Linked DNA regions of Homo sapiens: region 1 is linked to region 2. The links are chromatin contacts, found by Hi-C or POLR2A ChIA-PET in ENCODE. All regions are on one chromosome and are shown on one strand. Each heading gives the region's core, a stretch centred on a gene start or an enhancer-like site at or near the end of the contact. The rest is flanking DNA. Distances are from core to core; before and after follow the strand shown.

Region 1 (4,118 bases), core at 1,004-3,503, 350 kb before region 2:
TCAACCTCAGCTTCTCCAGTTGTAATTTTGGGTCACCTGGAGGGTTCTTTAACCTTTTCAGCTTCCTCAGCTTTGAAGTGAGGATAGCAATAATTGACTGCAGAGGAAATGCTTGGTACATAGTAAGTGCTCAATACGCAGCTTCTGTGTTAGTCAGGGTTCTCTAGAAAAATAGAACCCATAGGAGACAGCTATTCCTAGATATCTACAGATATAGCTATTTACGGATAGATGTATATATATAGGATATCTATAGATAAATATAGGAGATATCTATCTATCCATATCCTATATATATCTATCTATAGATCCATATCCTATGTATATCTATCTACCTATAGATATACATAGGATATATATATCTATCCTATATATCTACCTATCCATGAAAAATATCTATCTATCCATCTATCTATCTATCTATCTATCGTCTATCGCTATCTGTCTATAGATATAGCTACAAGAGCTAAAGTAGCTATATCTATAGATAGATAGACAGCTATAGCCATAACATATTATGGCTGTATCTAGCCATAAATAGGTATATCTATAGATAAATTGATATCCTATCTATCTATCATCTATCTATTTATCTATCTATCTATCTATCCATAGCTATATCTATAGATATTGATTTCTATATTTGTCTCTATATATGCAAGCTGGAGACCCAGAGATGCAGGTGTGCAATTCTGTCTGAATTGGAAGGCCTGAGAAGCAGAGGAGATGATGTTCAAAGACAGGAGAAGAGGGATAACCGAACTCGAGAGAGAGAAAAGTTGGCCTTCCTCAGCCTTTTTGTTCTTTTTGGTCCCACAATGGATGGATTGAATGCCACCTGCCCACACTGGTGAGGGCGTATCCTCTTTACCCAGTCTGCTGCTTCAATTGCTAATTTTTTTTCAGAAACACCCTCACAGACACACCCAGAAATAATGTGTCACCAGCTATCTGGGTTTACCTTGGCCCAGTCATGGTGACACATCACATGAACCACCACAGCCTCTGCGCTAGATCACTTTGAGTGCATACAACTCATGGCAGGATCAAAATGCAGTTTCATATTTCTTGTGTCTCATTGTCCCTTTAAAATTATTCAGTGGGTGCAATATTGCCTGCCCACCCTAGAAGGAAACATGAGGTACATCCTGTCAACACTTTAAGTCCCTAATCTCAGTTCAGAAATGGCAATGTCCAGTGCAAGATACTAATAAACATTTGGAACTAGATTTAATATTCAGTCTTCCCGATTGGCTTTAGGCAAGAGCCACAGTGCAGTCTTCTGAGGAATGCCTGGAAGCCCCTTCTCACCAGACTTGGGGTAAGAAGGTAACCCCACATGGGAGAGGGGTGAGATCGCAGCTCATCCACGGCTCTCTCCACAGAAATCCTGAACCCTTCCCCACAACTCTCTGTCGACTTCCTGTATTACTGATCTGCCCAAATGTTCCAGGGTGGTGCAGTTTGTTCTGAAACATTCACTGTTTGAGGTCCCCACACTGGGACTGGTCTCATGCTCACAGTGGTCCCAATTTTTATTTTGTAGGCTCTTCTGCTGAAACTTTTATTTTGGTATCTTTTTATACATTTAATAGGCCCAGCATTTCAATTCTTTTAAAATTGTAGTTACACTCCCCCTCCCTGTCAAGTCCTCGTTGATTTCTTCCCTCTCTGCCCTCCTGACAAATGGCCAGGGTGTGGTTACCCCATAGCCCCTCTCTGAGGCTTACCTTGTTCCCTAAAACTTTGGAGAACTGGCCTCAAGGGATTCTGGAGTTTGTGGAGTTCTCTGTGCTGAACTCCAGACTCAGCAGGGGGTGTCACAGGTGGACGCTCAGTTTAGAGAGGACGTCACCAGAGCCTCAGCACAGAGGATGGCTGGATATCCGGTGTCTGGTCCAGGTCGGAAATAGGGAAGGCTGCACTTGGGAGGTCAGAAGGGGTAACATTGGAGAAGGCTCTTCTCCAGGCAGCTGGTTCCCTGGGCTTCCCCAAATGGCCTGGAGTTTTTGGGCTAATTTTCTGTCCCCACCTTGTGCCTGGGGAAGAACCTCAGTAGGGACTGTGAGGGGAGAAGAGGGCAGGTGGGTAGGAAGGAGAAGTTGGGCATGGAGCTCTTTTTCCAGACTGCCCACAGAAGCAGATGAATGGGCCCCTGGCTGGTTCCCATTGCCCCCGGCTCAGGATGTCTGGTCGTGAAAGTTGGCTGTAGCCTGAGCTCTGAGCTGGCCTGCGGAGGAGCCCTGCCCATCCTTCCCTATCTGGGTTGATGCCTGTGTGCTGGCTCAAACAGAGCTCACACCTAGTTCTCATGCTGGGGCTCAGGCCAAGTGGCCTCACTTCCCCTTCAGCCTCTTCATGGCTCCAGCTGATGATTTATGGCTGCCCATTGACTATTAAAATGGCTCAGCTCTCAGGAACATCTGCTGTGTGGTAGAGCAAGCTGTGTTGTTTGCAGGGACATATGGGCGGGCTCTTCTGGGGACAGATTAGGCTCATGGAGGGACAGATTCCTGGACTTTTGCTGCCTGGGGAAAGCCAGGCTCCCTACTAACTCAGCAGAGGGCAGACAGACCTTCTCCTTCCCTTCAGCCATTGCCCTACTGTGTGCAGGTTCCTGGGGCTCTTTCTGCTTGGCCCTCTCACCCCCAGCACCTGCCATCCTATTCCAGTTCTCATGGAGGGAGGGAGGGAGTCCAGATCTGTGGTTCTTAAACCTGGAGAGCTTGGGAAAACACAGATTGCTGGGACCTATCCTAAGAATTTCTGATTTAGTAGGTCTAGGGTCTAGAGGCCAATATTTTGCATTTCTTTTTTTGAGATGGACTGTTGCTCTGTTGCCAGGCTGGAGTGCAGTGGCGCGATCTTGGCTCACTGCAACCTCCGCCTCCCAGGTTCAAGCGATTCTCCTCCCTCAGTCTCCCAAGTAGCTGGGACTACAGGCGTGCACCACCACGCCCAGCTAATTTTTGTATTTTTAATAGAGACGGGGTTTCACCATGTTGGCCAGGATGGCCTCCATCTCTTGACTTCATGATCTACCCGCCTCGGCCTCCCAAAGTGCTGGGATTATGGGCATGAGCCACCGCACATGGCCCAATATTTTGCATTTCTAACAAATTCCCATGTGATGTTGATGCCATTAATAGGTCTGGGAGCCACACTTTGAAAACCACTGGTCTTGACCAAACCTGGAACTGGGAACCTCTCTTGTAAGGTAAGAGAGCCACCAGGGCTGAAGTGGAGGACTGATTGGCTCCGGGCTAGGAAGATGAAAGATAGATATGAGTGAGAAAGCTCTGAGATGCTGAGTTCTAAGCAGAGATTCAAAGACTCAGATTGCCAAATACCAAGTTGTTCTGGAGTATAGATCTCTTAGGATTCAGAGTGGGCTGGAGGCAAATTGCACAGATTGATTTAAGTGAGAGTCAGCTCCAGATCAGTCTCAGAACCCAAATAACAGAATCTGGGCAGAGAGCCCACACAGCTTGGTTTGTGGGCAGATGGTTGTATGCTCTTGCAATCTGGGTTCTGTGAGTGCATATGACCTGCCCAGTGAGCCCACAGGAAGAGTCCACATTGCAGATGTTGGGTCATCTGATAGAAGGACTGTCTACTAGACAGGCCAAGGGACTCCAATATTGGCTCCCCAACTCTGCTCCAGGGGGGGCTTCCTGCCTTTGGGCACCTTCTTCCCATCTCCCCTATCACCCCCACTCCTCAGAATGAATGGAGGTTCTGCTTCCTCATCACCACCTTCAGTGAAGGACCAGGTTCAAAGCACCTGTTCTGAATCCAATCTGCAGGTTCCTGAACAGGGGCCCAATGGCTTGACAAGGTGGCTGAGTCAGCTACCCGTGGGTCCCATTTCCATCACGAGCTCTTAGGAGGCAGATGTGGCCTCTGTCCCTGTTTAGCATAGTGCTGGGTGCAGTTCACGCTGAGGCTGAAAAAAGTGATGCAGTGATTTGAAGCACAGTGCTTGGGCTAGGGGGAGGAGGTGACATCTGAGCCAACACGGCTACTCATTTTTCAGCAGAGCTGAAGGAGCAGGGCAGGTTGGGCTTGGGCCGTGGACCAGCATAGAGATGGACATCTTGAAAAGTGACACCCTGCAC
Region 2 (3,986 bases), core at 393-2,892:
TGAACCTTGCTCTCTGGACTGTGAGAAATGTGTTTTGTTTTGTTTTTTTTTGTCAGCTACCTGATATGGTATTCTGTTATGGCAGCTCAGACACAGTCCTGCGTCTTTAGAACTCAGGGTACACTGTGTGCTCCGTCAATGCTCATGACCATTTGGTACTCACGCTGGAGTGTGGGGGTTCGGAATGAACACTGAGACCAGCCATGCAGCATCTGTCCTCTCTTTCTGTGAAAAGTGCCATTCTGTATGTGACATGGACCCCTAGCTTTAGACCCTACAGATCACAGTGCAGTGTCTTTCACAGAGTGAGTGTGCTGGGTACTAGTGATACTAAGCTGGGTGATAAACCCTGCTAGAGAGGTGCGGCCTGCATGGAGTGGAGAGTGTGTGACAAGGTGAAGCAGCCCAGACAGAAGTGCCAGCACCACCATCCACTAATTGGGTGACCTCAGCCATGCACCCGAGCTCTGGGCCTCATCTTTCCCATCTATAACATGTGGGCATGTACCTTTGTTTTGGCAAATAAATGACAATATATGCTTTTAGAAACTGGTGGCTACTAATCTTATGTAAAGAATGTGTGTATTTATCTTGCCAAATAAATATATGGTTGCTCTTCAATTTCGGATCATGACAAGTCGATATCATAACGAATTTGTTGTATTTCTTGGTCAGGGAAGAAGGAGAGAGAAAAAAACCAGTGCCTAGTGATGACGCCAAGTCAAGGTAAAACCTGGCCAAGGGTGGACCTGGCTCCAGTGTCTCTTCCAGTTCTCCTTCACCCTGGGGATTACTCATTTATCTCTATGAATGCAGATTTATGGACCTATAAATGAATATATGTGTTAGGGCCACCATTGCTTGTTGTAACTCCACAAAGCATGTTGACCACAAAACCTATTGAGGGCCATAGGGGCCCAGCCTGCAACGCAGCCCATCTGCTCCCTGCATCCTCATCCACCGCCTTCCTTACCACCGCCCACCCACATGCCAGCACTGCCGCGCGGCCTCTGCTCCGGCCGTCCCTTGGCCTACACTGCCTTTTCCTAATCTTTCCCAAGTTGACTCCTAACACCTTTTAAGACTGCCTAGAATCACCGGGAAGGCTTCGCTGGCCCACCCCTGCCCGCCCAGCTTCCCCAGGCTGGGGGAAGTCCTTCTTCTGGGGGCTTCCGTGTGCACCTCTGTGCCTCCACGTCCCTCCTCACACGGTGACTTTCCGATGATGCGCCTGCCTCCCCTGTCCATGGATAATGAATTCACCCAGGACAGGGCTTTGTCTTTTTCATTCCTGAATCCGAAGCTTACCTGCTACTAGAGAATTTGTGAATTTCCGTTGAACACGTGGAAGACCTAGGAAGCTGTGGGGGAGAAAGAATGAATGACTTTCTTCAAGGCCTCCTGGCAAAGCAGCAGTGCAGCGGGAACCGGAGCCGGAGGACGCTGGCTCCTCACCTAGAGCCCTCCCTTGGGTCAGGGTGGCTCTTCTCTCCCATACCTAGCGTCCGGCGCTTGGCTTTGTTTCCCGGAGTGGGTGGCACTGTTTGGCCGCCACAGGCACAGCATCGCCCCTAGGCATCGCCCTCCGCACCCGGGGATGCGGCGTCCCCAGCCTTGCCTTTCTTGATGGCTAAAGCAACAGCGCCACCTTCCGGCCTCAAGGCCACCGGGCGTGGCCGGACTTGGGAGACCTTGGGCGCCCTCTTGTGGAATTTCAGAAGTTGGGCTGCGAAAATGACTCCGTTATCCCCAGCTGACCATGAGGCCCGCTGGGCACTTCCACCTCTGAGGTTTGAGTGGTTCAGTGGGCCTGTGCAGGGAAACCCAGCCTAGAAAGCAAGCCTTTATAGCTACCTTGGTGTAGAAGATCAGAGGCATATGAGGTGAGAAACAGGTGACATGTCACGCTCCCTGGAGACAAAATGTCCAGAAAGCTCCTCTAGGCAGCAAATAAAGAAGTTATGAAAAGGAACCGTGGAGAAAAAAGAGGTGAAGGGAAAAGAAAGGGAATGTTATTCTGACCCACATGCCTCACCGCCAGGGCTGAAGTCACTACTAACAAGGCCATTTAGGAAGAGCAGGCTGGAGTTGACAGCCTTTCCCCAGGAGTCCTCTGGTTTCCAGGTCCCCCGGTTTGAAGCACTCAGGAACACACTCAGCCCCTGAATCTTCACTCAGTTCCGTGGTGTTACTGGCAATCGTTGGATATCCCTGGCTGGGGCTCAGCCTCAGCTCCGGTGTCAGCTACATAAGAATCTCAGCATCTTGGGAACGTGAGCTCAACTTGAAATACACTTCCCTGAAAGGATTACTTTGTTTTGGGACAAGGCTCATATCAATCTGTCCTGCCAAGAGATTACTGCTGTTAAACTGTTGGTTTTCACTGCTGTCAAACATAATCTTACAAGGAGAGAGAGGGGCAATCACCCTCAACACCCAGCTGCAAGAGAAGACTTTTGACTGGGCAGGACTTTTCCTGGCACTCTCTGGAGAATAAAAAAGGAATATGTAGAATGGCTGTTGTGTGATTAATGCTTACACCCACAGTGCGGCTGAGCCATTCCCAGGGGTGCACTGAGTGGGATCCCTCTACATGCAACGACCCTGCTGGCATTTCACAGGTGCCTGTGGAGAAGGCCCATTGAAGACCTGGGGCTGAAAGTGCAGCTCAACTTTGCACATATGCTTGGATTTCCTCTCTATTCCAAGGCAGACAGTCCTCAGGGTTTGGCCTAACACACAAAGGATGGGAAGAATAAAGAAACGATGTTCCAACAGTATTTCTGCAGATCTAAGCTACTGAAGGGATGCTGGACCAACCACGATAGATGCTTCCTTTTCCGCAGTGCCTCGAAAAACACTTAGGAGTGTGAAGGAGTGAAATTTTATGCTATTGGCCTTGTTCTCATTTACTTTTGATTATTATAAAATTATTCTAACGCAAAACCCATAAAAAATTGGTAACTCAGAATCTCGCCAGATGAACTGTTACATCGGACTACGCTCTAGGAAGAAGTATTAAAAATCAAAGATATTAACTTTCCAAGTGTTCATTTCCATCTGTTTTCCCTCTCTGGGACTCAGTTTCCTACTCTGTACAATTGGGACGGTGACCTACTTTCAAGGACCTTTATAGTTCAAACGCTCTTCGGTTCTGTGAAAAGAAGCCTTACATCATCCCATGGTGGGCTGCATGTCACATTATCACACAGAGTGGTCCTTGCTTTACAGAAAAATATTCATTTGCTCATTCATTCACCTATCCACTCATTCCACAAACAGTGAGCACCTACGATATTCCTCACACTGCTAAAGGCAGAGCTGTAGGGTGAGCTGTGAATAAAGCAAGGTCCTGGCCCTCATGGGGCTTGCATTCTTATGGGAACCACACACAGTGAAAGATTTAAACATATATAGTGTAACCTGAAGTGATGTAAGCCAGGCACAGAAAGACAAATACCACATGGTCTCACTTACATGTGAACTCTAAAGAGCTGAATTCATAGAAACACTGAATAAAATAGTGGCTAACAGGCTGAAGGGTTGGAGGATTGGGGAGATGTTGGTCAAAGGACACAAAATTTCAGTTAGGAGGAAGAAGTTCAAAGATCTATTGTATAACATGGTGATTACAGTTAACAACATATTGTATATTTGAAAATTGCTCAGAGTATATTTTAAGTGTTCTCACCACAAAAAATCATATGTGAGATAAGACATATTTTAAATAGCTTGATTTAGTCATTCCACAATGTAAACATATATCAAAATGTTATGCTGTACCCAATAAATCTATATAATTTTGTCAATTAAAACAAATATAGTGTAATGTAATATAGTATAATAATAGAATATAAATCAATAGTAAGTGCTATGAAGAAAAATCAGCAGGATAGGGATTATGGGATAAGGAATGTTATTTTTTAGACAGGGTGGTCAGGAAAGCCTGAGAAGGTGGCATTTGTGCAGAGACAGTGGAGTAGGGG

The links. Hi-C counts contacts between places; a loop is a spot of excess contacts on that map. ChIA-PET counts read pairs that join two places held with the same protein, here RNA polymerase II (POLR2A). Pooled maps may share reads with other maps.
Region 1: a map of gastrocnemius medialis shows a loop between it and region 2 (3-fold over the local background). The contact joins the enhancer-like site here to the promoter of LINC02551 in region 2. A Hi-C loop is called at or near these places in 1 of 168 maps with a recorded cell type or tissue (gastrocnemius medialis) and 6 of 50 pooled maps. POLR2A ChIA-PET finds 5 or more read pairs at or near these places in 1 of 52 experiments (PC-3).

Annotation. Positions count from the first base shown.
Region 1 is chr11:130,511,000-130,515,117 of GRCh38, forward strand. No RefSeq gene overlaps it. Among named protein-coding and RNA genes, the nearest start is that of ADAMTS15, 64 kb to the left of the region's middle. RefSeq lists an enhancer at 215-1,414. Within about 2 kb of position 2,254, at least 3 of the 41 ENCODE cell types and tissues checked have a DNase peak (open chromatin) inside an H3K27ac peak, as active enhancers do; they include gastrocnemius medialis, where a contact is called at or near this core.
Region 2 is chr11:130,860,468-130,864,453 of GRCh38, forward strand. It overlaps LINC02551 (long intergenic non-protein coding RNA 2551), which reads right to left and starts at 1,643. Exons shown (of 6, transcript NR_125383.1): 1 at 1,499-1,643; 2 at 1,309-1,361. RefSeq lists enhancers at 1,004-1,504, 1,505-2,005.